3 separate regions of the Homo sapiens genome follow, and all the other regions are linked to region 2. Evidence: chromatin contacts called from ENCODE Hi-C or POLR2A ChIA-PET data. All regions are on one chromosome and are shown on one strand. The core of a region is the stretch at or near the end of the contact, and the rest is flanking DNA. Distances in the headings are between cores, read along the strand shown. Region 1 holds the start of ZNF747-DT (ZNF747 divergent transcript). Region 2 holds the start of DCTPP1 (dCTP pyrophosphatase 1). Region 3 holds the start of ITGAL-AS1 (ITGAL antisense RNA 1).

Region 1 (4,185 bases), core at 427-2,926, 110 kb after region 2:
CATCTGGGCCTGATCTGGAATAAGAAGCGGACACCTGGGGATATTCCAGGCAGAAGGAACAGCACCAAGAAAGGCAGAACCAGGAGGGCATGGCCAAGTTCAGTGGGGCTGGATACTCTGCAAAAGCTGAGGCAAGAACTAAAGGAAGGAAATGGGAGGGCGGGATGTGGGGGCATAGGAACCATAGTGCAGGAAAACGACTGGAGCGGGTCATGATGTGGAGGTAGAGTCAACAGAACCTAGAGGCCGGGTGCAGTGGCTCATGCCTGTAATCCCAGTGCTTTGGGAGGCCGAGATAGAGGATCGCTAGAGTTCGAGACCAGCTCGGGCAACACACCAAGACCTCTACCTCTTTAAAATTTTTTTAATTAAAAAAAAAAAAAAAAAACCAGCCAGGCGTGGTGGCGAGTGCCTTTACAGTGTTAGGTACTCTGGAGGCCCACGCGGGAGGATTGGTTGAGCCGATTGCTTGAGCCCGGGAGTTCAAGACTGCAGTGAGCTATGATGGCGCCACTGCACCTCAGCCTGGGCAACAGAGACCCTGTCTCTAAAACAAAACAAAACAAAAAAGTCCCCGGAGTGTAGTGACCACGCAGAGGTGAGGACTCAGGGGCGGGTATGGCAGGGCCAGAGCCCCCATCACAGCCCCTTTCTAGGCTGCATCCCGGAGCCAGGCAGGGGCTCAGCCTCCTGGCCGCAGTTGAGGAGGCAGTTCAGAGAGGAAACTGCTAAGCAGGTAGCTGGAGGTGGCAGAGGGTACCGGGATGGGACAGGAACAGAGAAGTCCCCATGGGACTGAGCACCCGATACTCCACCTGGGTCCGCTTCTGTCGGACACTTCGCCACCTCCGGATCCTGGGCAGCCGGATCCCACAGTTCGGCCTTCTCCTCCACCCAGGAGATGAGCGCCGGCTTGCTGCCTCCGACTCCTGGGGGAGAAGAACGCAAACCCCACGCTGCGAGGAGGCCGCCTGCCCGGCCCCGGGGCCCCCAACTCCACACGCAGCTCCCAGAGGCGCGGCAGGGCCTGTGGAGGCGCAGGGCCCAGGCAAGCAGGTGGGGCTCTCACCGAGCGCGCCCAGGTGGCCGTAGGTCTCCCGCATCACGTCCCGGTACAGGGCCCTCTGCGCGGGCCGCAGGCAGCCCCACTCCTCCCGGGAGAAGTACACGGCCACGTCGGCGAAGCTCACGGCCCCGGGCTTTCTCCACTCGGATCCCGCCCCGTTTGGGTCCCGGGGAGGGAGCGGGGCCAGAGGCGGCGCCATGGGGACTGTCAGCCCCAGCGACGGATCGGTCATCTCCCCTGGCCAGGCCTGGGCATGCGGAACCTCCCGCGCCCGAGAACACTTCCCCGGCCCGGTACCAAGGGAAGGAGGGACGTCAGTAGAGCCCCCGAAGGCCCACTAGAGGGGATGGAAACTAAGGGCCGATGGCTGCGAGTCCATGGTCAGAACTGGACGATGTCTTCAAATAAAACGGCGGCAGCGCGACCTCTCGACCTTTGCCCCTGCGCAATTGTACCCACGACGACGCCCCCCTCCCCGCGCCCCCGCTCCAGGCCCAGTTCTCTCCTTGCCCTAATCCAAAATGGCCGTTGCGGCTACAGGCGCCGGCCTTGAAAACCAGCCGCGCATGCTCCGGCCCCGCCAGGTGAGGCGGCGCAGCTCAGAGCTTCCGCCCGGGTTTGCGGGAACAAAGCAGCGCCCTGCGGAAGGCAGCCCTCGTGAACTCAGAAGTTAGTTTTCGTCTCTGGACCTTTTTATAATCGGACTTCAGCCCATCACTGTCTCGTTTTGTCCTCAGAAACGGCGACAGCAGCCTCTTCCCAATGTTGAGAGCAAAAAGTGTGAACCCAGAAATTCCGAGACAGATCTCAATTACTTGCCAAGGTTGAGGACGCGCGCGTGACAGCCTCAGGAAGTCCTCACGACATGTGCCCAAGGTGGTCTGGGCATAGCTTAGTTTTATACATTTTATGGAGACATGAGACATCAATAAATGTATGTAAGAAGTACATTGGTTCTGTTTGGAAAGGCGGGGCAACTTGAAGCAAAGGCAGGAAGACGTGAAGCAGGAAGGGGGCTTCCAAGAAACAGAAGGTGAGGCACAAACGGTTGCATTCTTTTGAGATTCTGATTAGCGTTTCCAAAGGAGGCAATCAGATATGCATCTGTGTCAGCCAGCAAAGGGGTGACTTTGAATAGACTGGGAGGCAGGTTGGCCCTAAGCAATTCCCAGCTTGACTTTTTCCTTTAGCGTAGTGATTTGGGGGGGTCCCAAGATTTATTTTCCTTTCACAAAAGCCATGGAGTGGATACAGGAGAACCTCCTCTATTGTAGGCTTTTTGGAGCTTGAAATTCTGGGAGCTTCTAGATGGCGGAAGCAGCGGGGAGAATAGGGTAAGGCTGAGAAAGTCAGAGGGCCCTCTCTTCTAGGAGCTTCTCCCATGTGCTGTGCAGGACGCCTCCCGACCGCCTGTCTCCCTCTAGCTGCAGCCAGGCTCTTGGCTTCCCTGACGTCCTGCCCCTGCGCGGATGGCCCAAGGCTCCTAGGCTCAAACCCAGCTCATCCCTTTCTTACCCCAACCTGCTTCCCCTGGGGTCTTTATCTCAGTAAAAGTCGCCAGCTCTCCCCTGAGACCTCCTTCTCACACTTCCTGATGGCCTACTCTGTGCTCCACGTGACTTCATACATGTCCTGTGTACTGGAGTCAGAGTCACCTCCAACGCGCCTTTTAGCTCTTAGTGGGTTCTTTAGTTGAATCTAGGCCCAGATTGAGAATCGCCTGTAATCCTGGCGCCTGGGAGGTCGGGGCAAGAGGATTCCTTGAGTCCAAGAGAATGAGATCAGCCTGCTCAACTTAGGAGACCCTATCTCAAAAATAAATAAGAAAAAATGAATCGACAGCAGACAGACTAACAGGAGGAAAGAATACAAATTGTACCTGTTTTACATGTACTCAGGCATCTTCACAAGAGAGAGCAGTCAGAAAAAGTGGCTGAAGCCAGGTGCTTTTATATTTCTTTTCTTTTTTTTTTTTTTGCAGAGACAAGTGAACATTTATTTTTATGTCTTTCTTCCTATGTGTATTTCAAGTCTTTTTCAAAACAAGGCCCCAGGACTCTCCAGATTCAATTATGTCCTTGGGCTTGGTCGACTGCTGCAGGAGTCTTAAGGAGCCTTGTGCAAATGCTAGAGTGACTCATTTACCAACATTAAACCCTAGGATAGATGCAACAGAGAAGTACTACTTCCTCCATGGAATGTGCTGATTTCAGGCGACGTGGCACCCAATGTAGAAAACGCTGGAATTTTTCCTTGGAACTGGACTGTGATGAGAGGTGCTTGCCATGAACATAAGCTACTGTCTTTTTTTTCTTTTTTTGAGACGGACTTTCACTTTTTTTGCCCAGGCTGGAGTGTAATGGCGCGATCTTGGCTCACCGCAACCTCCGCCTCCCAGGTTTGAGTGATTCTCCTACCTTAGCCTCCTGAGTAGCTGGGATTACAGGCGTGCGCCACCATTCCCAGCTAATTTTTGTATTTTTAGTAGACACAGTGTTTCTCCATGTTGGTCAGGCTGGTCTCAAACTCCTGACCTCAGGTGATACGCCCGCCTCAGCCTCCCAAAGTGTTGGGATTACTGGCGTGAGGCATCGTGCCCAGCAAGCTACTGTCTTTTCTTTGACCCTTTCCAGTTTTTGAAGATAAAGCAGGAAATAATCTTCTCTGAAAGTACTTGATAAAAATTCCCAAAACAACAAAAACACATGCTTCCACTTCATTGATAAAAATTTACTGCGGTTTGGCACCTGGGTCTAGTTCAGCTGGCAGATGAGCTGATTGATGCGTTAACCCCCACAGCCAGGTGTGCCCATCTCCTTGAGGAAGCCCACTCTATTTTTGGTAGCATGACGGGCCACTGAAAGGTGGAAAGGGCGCAAGAACCATGAGATCTCCTGGAAATGCTTCCCTGGGAAGGCAATTTCATGAATGAGGTCTTCCAAGCAAATGACGCCAAACTTCCCCAGGTCCTCCTCAATCACTGTGTTGTCTGTCAGAGGGATGGTCTTATTCTTTTTTTTTTTTTTTTTTTGAGACAGAGTTTCGCTCTGTCGCCCAGGCTAGAGCGCAGTGGTGCAATCTCGGCGCACTGCAAGCTCCACCTCCCAGGTTCACGCCAT
Region 2 (3,737 bases), core at 461-2,960:
TTCCTGAGATGCTTACAATGAAGGAGCGTCAGATTCTCCCTGAATTGAACTTGCCCTTTCTTGCCTCACTGCCCCTGCAAATGTAGTTCCCATGTCTGGAATGCCACAGGCAGGTCCTCTACAGAATACCTTCCTTTCAGCCCCAGAGGCAGAGGAAAAGGGTTGTTGGGCCAGGCGTGGTGGCTCACCCCTGTAATCCCAGCACTTTGGGAGGCCAAGGCGGGTGGATCACCTGAGGTCAGGAATTTGAGACTAGCCTGACCAATATGGTGAAACCCCGTCTCCACTAAAAATACAAAAATTAGCCAGGCGTGGTGGGGGGCACCTGTAGTCCCAGCTACTCGGGGGGCTGAGACAGAACTGCTTAAACCCAGGAGGCGGATGTTGCAGTGAGCCGAAATTGAGCCACTGCACTCCAGCCTGGGCGACAGAGCGAGACCCCGTCTCAAAAAAAAGCCAAAAAAACAAAAAACAAAAGAAGGGAAAAGGGTTGTTGCCACTGCTTCTTCCTAGACGGGACCTGTCCTGATGCTTTCACACCTCACACCTCTCTCTTCCAGGAGGCTGAGTGCCCCTAGAGGGCAGGGACCCGTGAGTCCTCTCTGCATCCCAACAACAGCAAAGAGCCTAGCAATCAGGAGGGGAAACTGAACCCATGAATGTTTGAAGACCAAATAAATGCTCCCCTCCCCTCCCCCACAACTCAGACTCTACCAGGAAGCTTTCCATCTACTCACAAGAGTTCTGCCAGCTCCCCCACTTCCCCAACCAAGGCCAGGAGGAGATTCCGAGGCTGATGGAACTGTTCCCAGTCTCGTTCCGCAGCAAACTCAGCATGGAGGCGGCGGCTGAAATAGGACAAAGGAGTGTAAGTCCAAGTCTCCGGGTTAGAGGGTGATGCAGGGGCCAGAGGCAGCTACCCCCGTAGTATGTAATGGGGCCTGGGACCAGGAGATTCTGCAACTAATTCATTGGATGGTATTGTGCAGGTCATTTCCTCTTTCCGGAACTTGGTTCCCTCATCTATAAAATGGGCGTGCCCCTGAACTGCCCTTAACATCTCGCCAAAACTAACAAAACCCTCTTCATTATTCCATCTCCTGCTGCTACTTCTGCAGTTTCCTCCACCTGGAATCGCCGCACATCAAAATGCAATTTCTCTTACAGAAGGTAGTTCCACAGACCCTTCCTCTAAGAAGCCTTTCTTGACCTCCTCCAGCAAAAAATAACGTCTCCCACCTCTCAGCACTTCGTTTGCCCCTCTCGTACCCCCGGCGCCTGGAGAGCAGAGGCGGTATCTGGTGCCGGTATCTTCCCAGGGCTAGGCTGAAGGGCGTTCCTAGTTACCACTCGGAGGCACCACCCAATTTCCCTTGCCTCAGGTGTGCACCGCTGCGCCCATTTTGCAGATGAGGTAAGAAGGCTCACCCAGGGACAGCCCACAGAGCCAGGACCCGAGCCCCGCTGCCAGCCCGCTTCCCGACCACGTGGAGGAACCCTCCCCAAAACGCGGGAGAAAGGGGCGACTTCCCCACCCCGAGCTGGGCCAGGCCTGCTTACATGTCCTCGAGCGTGGGCTCCGGGCTGAAGCTGAACCGGCCGGGAGCAGCAGTGTCCTCTCCCCCCGTGTCCCCACGAATCTCCCCACCGGCCACAGACATGCCGCCCACCGCTGCACCGCGACTTCACGGAAAACCCACGAGCCACGCTCGAAGCCCCGCCTCCAGAGCTCCGACCAATTACGGGAGTTCTCTATTGCCTCACGGGGCGGAGCCTGAGGAAAGAGACCAATGACTTTTGTGGAGTTTGCTACAGCCCTCCCCTTCCCTCACTGGACCAATCTGAGGGAGCTTCAAGCGCGCGTTTCTAGTCTTAGGCCCTGGAATTCTTCCGCTAGGCCCTGTGTCTAAAGGTAGAGGTACCAATTCGACCTGGGGAAGAGACGAAGGGCAGAGGGTGGGGGAAGCGCAGGCGCGTCACTTCGTTTATGGGCGCCAGAGGGCGCCAAAGCGAAACGGCAGCGGAAGAGGGCCCGTCAGGTGGAAAACCCTATAAATGAAAGGCCCTATGCATAGGTATTAAATCAGGGCTTAAGGACGTTGAGAAACCTCGAGGCCAACCCCCACACTATTTGGATGGGATTGAAGGGGAAGAGCGGAGTAAGATCAGACGGCAGTAGGACTTCAGCTCCCCGCCATCGCTGTGTCCTGTGGTTGAAACGATGGAGGTCGCCCCATCCCTGTCCTAAGGGAGGCAGTAGGCCCCAGCGCAACGTACATTGCCCTGAAACACGTGGCCCCTTATGGTCTGGCCTGTGCCGGCCTCTCCAGCCTCATGGGTCCCCAGCACGGCTCCTCCACCCCACACACGAGAACTCCAGGCTCCACTCACACCAGGGAATACGCGAGGTGGCGAGTCACAGGGTTGCTGCTTTCAAATCAGAACCACTGAGTTATTGGCCATGGGAGGAGCAGAGATCTTTATGAAACCCTAGAACAGGTGTAGTCTTGCAAAGAATGATTTATTATTGTACCCTTATTAGGGCTACTATCTCTGATTTCCACGTTTAAAGAGGCTTCCAGCTTGCTGGAAGTGAAAGCGTAAGAAAGCGCAGGAAGAGGCAGAGTCAGATTTTGGAAATTAAAATCCCAAGGCTGTGACAATTGCAATTCTAGGTATATGCCCTAGAGAAATTAATGAATATGTGCAGAGAGACACATGCAAGAAGTTCATTACAGTTTTGTTTCTAAGAGTGAAAAAAATTGAAAATAAAATGACTATCAACGGAAGAATGGCTACATGGAAGTATATTTATACAAATGATATTATCCAGCAGTTAAGATTGGATACATGCAACAGAAACAAGTTTAAACTGCTTTTAGCAAGAAAAAGAAATCTATTATTTTTATTTTTTAAATTTTTTATAGAGACAGGGTTTCACCATGTTGCCTAAGCTGGTCTTGAACCAGGATTGCTGGATTGGGCTCTAGCAATCCTCCTGCCTTGGCCTCCCGAAGTGCTGGGATTACAGGCACGAGCCACCCCCACCGGCCACAAGGAATTTATTGTAAGGATACAAGAGTGTCTCCAGAATACAGTGGGACCTCAGGAATGAACTGGAACTGGGGTGGCTGTTTTAAGCATTTTACATATTTAATCCTCATAGCAACTAATTTAATCCTCACAAAAACCCTATATGGTAGGTAATATTGTTGTCATCCCCATTTTAAAGATAAGGAAACTGAGGCCGGGCGCGGTGGCTCACGCCTGTAATGCCAGCACTTTGGGAGGCCGAGGCGGGCGGATCACGAGGTCAGGAGATCGAGACCATCCTGGCTAACACGGTGAAACCCCGTCTGTACTAAAAATACAAAAAATTAGCTGGGTGTGGTGGCGGGCACCTGTAGTCCCAGCTACTCAGGAGGCTGAGGCAGGAGAATGGTGTGAACCTGGGAGGTGGAGCTTGCAGTGAGCCGAGATCGCGCCACTGTGCTTCAGCCTGGGCGAAAGAGCGAGACTCCGTCTCAAAAAAAAAAAAAAAAAAAAAAAAAAAAAGATAAGGAAACTGAGAGGTTAAATAACTTAACAGCTAGTAAAGTGGTAGAGCTGGCGTCAAATCCAGGCAGTTTGGCTTCACAGTCTGTTATTAGACCCTATGATGTATTGCCTGAAATGGCGATAAATATGAAAAAAATAAATGTAACTGTATTTTAAATACTATGAAAGGCTGGGCGTAG
Region 3 (4,006 bases), core at 125-2,624, 70 kb after region 2:
CTGGGCATGGTGGCATGCGCCTGTAATCCCAGCTACTCGGGAGGCTGAGGCAGGAGAATTGCTTGAGCCCAAGAGGAGGATCTCAAAAAAAAAAAAAAAAATAGGAGCCAGGCACTGGGGCTCACTCCCGTAATCCCAGCTACACAGGAGTCTGAGACAAGAGGATCGCTGGAGGCCAGGAGTGTGAGGATGCAGTGAGCTATGACTGCACCACTGCACTCCAGCCTGAGCAACAAAGCGAGGCTCTAACAACAACAAAAGCTGCAACTTTATTATGAAGCATAATAAAATTCATGCAAGCATCACTGAAGGCTTAAACATAAGCATGAAAGTAACTCAGTATGATTTCTCTTCCTAAGAGCTTTCTCTTCTTCATGGAAAATGGGTCAGAGGCTGCTAGAATGAACTGGGAGCCCTAATTAGTTATCACCATTATTGGCCAGGCATGGTGGCTCATGCCTATAATCCCAGCACTTTGGGAGCCCAAGCCGGGAGGATTGCTTGAGCTCAGGAGTTCAAGACCACCCTGGACAACATAGGAAGGTCCCTTCTCTACAAAAATTTATTTAAAGTTAGCCAGGTGTGGTGGCACATGCCTGTGGTCCCAGATCCTTGGGAGGCTGAGGTGGGAGGATTACTAGAGCCTGGGAGGCCGAGGCTGTAGTGAGCTGTTATCATGCCACTGCACTCCAGCCTGGGCAACAGGGTGAGACCCTCTCTCAAAATAAATAAATAAAAAGTATCATTATTATTTTCCTTAAGAGGAGACAGTGACATGTTGAGGTCTGCTTTAGGGAAGGAGAGTTCTCTGGCTTTGCTGGCGGGAGCCCCACATCTGAGGGGGGACGTGCAGTTGGGTTGGAGGGAGAGAGTTGGTTGCCTTCTGCCCTGCAGCTCCCGGCCCGTGGTGGATATGGTCACCCTGATGTCCTTCTCTCCAGCTGAGATCCCAGTGCATGAAGTGGAGTGCTCCTATTCAACCAGTAACAAGATGAAAGAAGGAGTTAATATCACAATCTGTTTCCAGATCAAGTCTCTCATCCCCCAGTTCCAAGGTCAGAGCTCTCCTCCTGCTCCCAGGGCAGCTGCCGCCCCAAATCCAGGCTTATGGCCTGGGATCCCCCACCATTTAACTCTTGCCTTTTCCGCCCTGCCCAGGCCGCCTGGTTGCCAATCTCACTTACACTCTGCAGCTGGATGGCCACCGGACCAGAAGACGGGGGTTGTTCCCAGGAGGGAGACATGAACTCAGAAGGAATATAGCTGTCACCACCAGCATGTCATGCACTGACTTCTCATTTCATTTCCCGGTAAGGGAGCCAGCGCCAATGCTCTGGGATGAGCTACCTGCAGGGGCAGGCTCAGCTCCGTCACTGTCCAGTGGGTGACACGTCACTTCCATCCCTCTGTGCTGTCACTTCCTCTCCTGTGCAATGGTAGTAATAACACCCTTAGCATATTTTCTTCTAGTGTTTTTTTTAAATTATATATATATGTGTATATATATGTATATATATGTGTATATATATATATGTATATATATATATATATATATTTTTTTTTTTTTGACACAGAGTCTCGCTCTGTCACCCAGGCTGTAGTGCAGTGGCACGGTCTCACTTACTACAGCACGATCTCGGCTCATGGCCACCTCCACCTCCTGGGTTCAAGCAATTCTCCTGCCTCAGTCTCCCGAGTACCTGGGATTACAGGCACCTGCCACTATGCCTAGCTAATTTTTGTATTTTTGGGAGAGATAGGGTTTCACCATGTTAGTCAGGCTGGTCTCGAACTCCTGACCTCTGGTGATCTGCCTGCATTGGCCTCCCAAAGTGCTGGGATTACAGGCATGAGCCATCGCTCCTGGCCTATTTTATATTATTTATTTATTTATTTATTTATTTATTTATTTATTTATTTATTTGAGACAGAGTCTCGCTCTATCACCCAGGCTGGAGTGCAGTGGCATGATCTCGGCTCACTACAGCCTCTGCCTCCCGGGTTCAAGCGATTCTCCTGCCTCAGCCTCCCGAGTAGCTGGGATTACAGGTGCATGCCACCATGCCCAACTAATTTTTATATTTTTAGTAGAGTTGGGGTTTCACCATGTTGGCCAGGCTGGTCTCGAACTCCTGACCTCAGGTGATCCTCCTACCTCGGCCTCCCAAAGTGCTGGGATTGCAGGCATGAGCCACTGCCCCCGGCCATATTTTATATTTTTAGAGATGGGGGTCTTACTTTGTTGCCCAGGCTGGACTCTAACTTCTGGCCTCAAGAGGTTCTCTTGCCTCAGCTTCCTGAGTAGCAGGGACTACAAGTGCACACCACTGTGCCTGGCTGCTTCTAGGTTTTTAATTTTTTTAATTTTTTATTAAAAAAATTTTTTTAGAGACAGGGCCTTGCTCTATCGTCCAGGCTGGAGTGGAGTGATGCAATCATGGCTCACTGTAGCCTCCAACTTCTGGGCTCAAATGATCCTCCCACCTCAGCCTCCCGAGTAGCTAGGACTACAGGCATGCACCACCACATCTGGATAATTTTTAAAAATGTTTTTGTAGGCCAAGCGCGGTGGCTCAGCACTTTGGGAGGCCAAGGTGGGTGGATCACCTGAGGTCAGGAGTTCGAGACCAGCCTGGCCAACATGGTGAAACCCCATCTCTACTAAAAATACAAAATTAGCTGCGTGTGTTGGCACATGCCTGTGATCCCAGCTACTTGGGAGGCTGAGGCAGGAGAATTGCTTGAACCCAGGAGGCAGAGGTTGCAGTGAGCCAAGATCGTGCCATTGCACTCCAGCCTGGGCAACAAGAGTGAAACTCCATCTCAAAAAAAAAAAAAATAGTTTTTGTAGAGACAAGGTCTTGCTGTGTTGCCCAGGCTGGTCTAAAACCCTTGGCATCAAGTAATCCTCTTACCTTGGCCTCCAAAAGTGCTGGGATTACGGGCATGAGCCACCGTGCCCAGCAGCTTCTACTTTTTAATATATTTATGGGCATTTTTAACATGATTACAATGGCAATGTAGTTACTATTTTTCCCTACTCTTTTCATACATTATATATTAATGCTGCTACACAGCTTTCATAATTTTTAATTATGAAATATTAAAATGTTTGGCTGGGCACGGTGGTTCATACCTGTAATCCCAGCACTTTGGGATGCCGAGGTGGGCAGATCACCTGAGATTGGCAGTCCAAGACCAGCCTGGCCAACATGGAGAAACCCCATCTCTACTAAAAATGTACAAAATTAGCTGGGCGTGGTGGCCCATGCCTGTAATTCCAGCTACTTGGGAGGCTGCGGCAGGAAAATCACTTGAACCCAGGAGATGGAGGTTGCAGTGAGCCGAGATCGTGCCATTGCACTCCAGCCTGAGCAACAAGAGTGAAACTCCATCTCAAAAAAAAAAAAAAAAATTAAAATATTTAATTTTTACAGAATATTCAATCATCATGGTATGTTGTTATTTGCCAGGTACATATCATGCATCCCAGAAAAACTTAGGGATTTTTTAAAGTTTTTAAATTAAGTCTCATGTATGGTACATGGAAAAAAAAAGTTTTTAAAAAAGTTAAAACAGGCCAGGCACGGTGGCTCATGCCAGCACTTTGAGAGGCTGAAGTAGGTGGATTGCTTGAGCTTAGGAGTTCAACACCAGCCTGGGCAACATAGCGAGACCCCTTCTCTACAAAAAACACCAAAAAATTAGCCAGCCTTGGTGGAGCGCACCTGTAGTCCCAGCTACCTGGGAGGCTGAAGCAGGAGGATTGCTTGAACCCAGGAGGTGGAGGTTGCAATGAGCTGTGATTGTGCCACTGCACTCCAGCCTGGGCAACAGAATGAGACTCTGTCTCCAAAACAATAAAGTTTGAACAACTGTTGAAATACCCAGATTCAGTTGCTTATAAGCAATCCTGTATAAAAATGGGATTAATATGGCCGGGCGCGGTGGCTCACGCCTCTAATCCCAGCACTTTGGGAGGCCAAGGTGGGCGGATCACGAGGTG

The links. Hi-C counts contacts between places; a loop is a spot of excess contacts on that map. ChIA-PET counts read pairs that join two places held with the same protein, here RNA polymerase II (POLR2A). Pooled maps may share reads with other maps.
Region 1: a map of CD8-positive, alpha-beta T cell shows a loop between it and region 2 (12-fold over the local background). The contact joins the promoter of ZNF747-DT here to the promoter of DCTPP1 in region 2. A Hi-C loop is called at or near these places in 45 of 168 maps with a recorded cell type or tissue (B cell, CD4-positive, alpha-beta T cell, CD4-positive, alpha-beta memory T cell and 34 more), 37 of 37 single-sample maps with no recorded cell type and 42 of 50 pooled maps. POLR2A ChIA-PET finds 5 or more read pairs at or near these places in 40 of 52 experiments (A549, AG04449, AG04450 and 31 more).
Region 3: POLR2A ChIA-PET joins it to region 2 with 12 read pairs in activated CD4-positive, alpha-beta memory T cell. The contact joins the promoter of ITGAL-AS1 here to the promoter of DCTPP1 in region 2. A Hi-C loop is called at or near these places in 5 of 168 maps with a recorded cell type or tissue (HAP-1, Jurkat, PC-9 and 2 more), 2 of 37 single-sample maps with no recorded cell type and 12 of 50 pooled maps. POLR2A ChIA-PET finds 5 or more read pairs at or near these places in 27 of 52 experiments (AG04449, CD4-positive, alpha-beta T cell, CD4-positive, alpha-beta memory T cell and 20 more).

Annotation. Positions count from the first base shown.
Region 1 is chr16:30,533,382-30,537,566 of GRCh38, forward strand. ZNF747-DT (ZNF747 divergent transcript) reads left to right here and starts at 1,677. Exons shown (of 2, transcript NR_184306.1): 1 at 1,677-2,099; 2 at 3,048-3,768. ZNF747 (zinc finger protein 747) reads right to left here and starts at 1,477. Exons shown (of 3, transcript NM_001305018.2): 1 at 1,070-1,477; 2 at 816-929. The coding sequence starts at 1,298. It also overlaps the pseudogene RPL7L1P16. RefSeq lists enhancers at 1-422, 730-779, 1,487-1,781, 1,540-1,589 and a silencer at 1,030-1,129.
Region 2 is chr16:30,428,320-30,432,056 of GRCh38, forward strand. It overlaps DCTPP1 (dCTP pyrophosphatase 1), which reads right to left and starts at 1,711. Exons shown (of 3, transcript NM_024096.2): 1 at 1,561-1,711; 2 at 738-848. The coding sequence starts at 1,661. RefSeq lists enhancers at 1-314, 315-815, 1,569-1,648, 2,049-2,158.
Region 3 is chr16:30,498,180-30,502,185 of GRCh38, forward strand. ITGAL-AS1 (ITGAL antisense RNA 1) reads right to left here and starts at 1,375. Exons shown (of 2, transcript NR_186415.1): 1 at 1,185-1,375; 2 at 251-972. ITGAL (integrin subunit alpha L) reads left to right here. Exons shown (of 31, transcript NM_002209.3): 16 at 895-1,055; 17 at 1,159-1,310.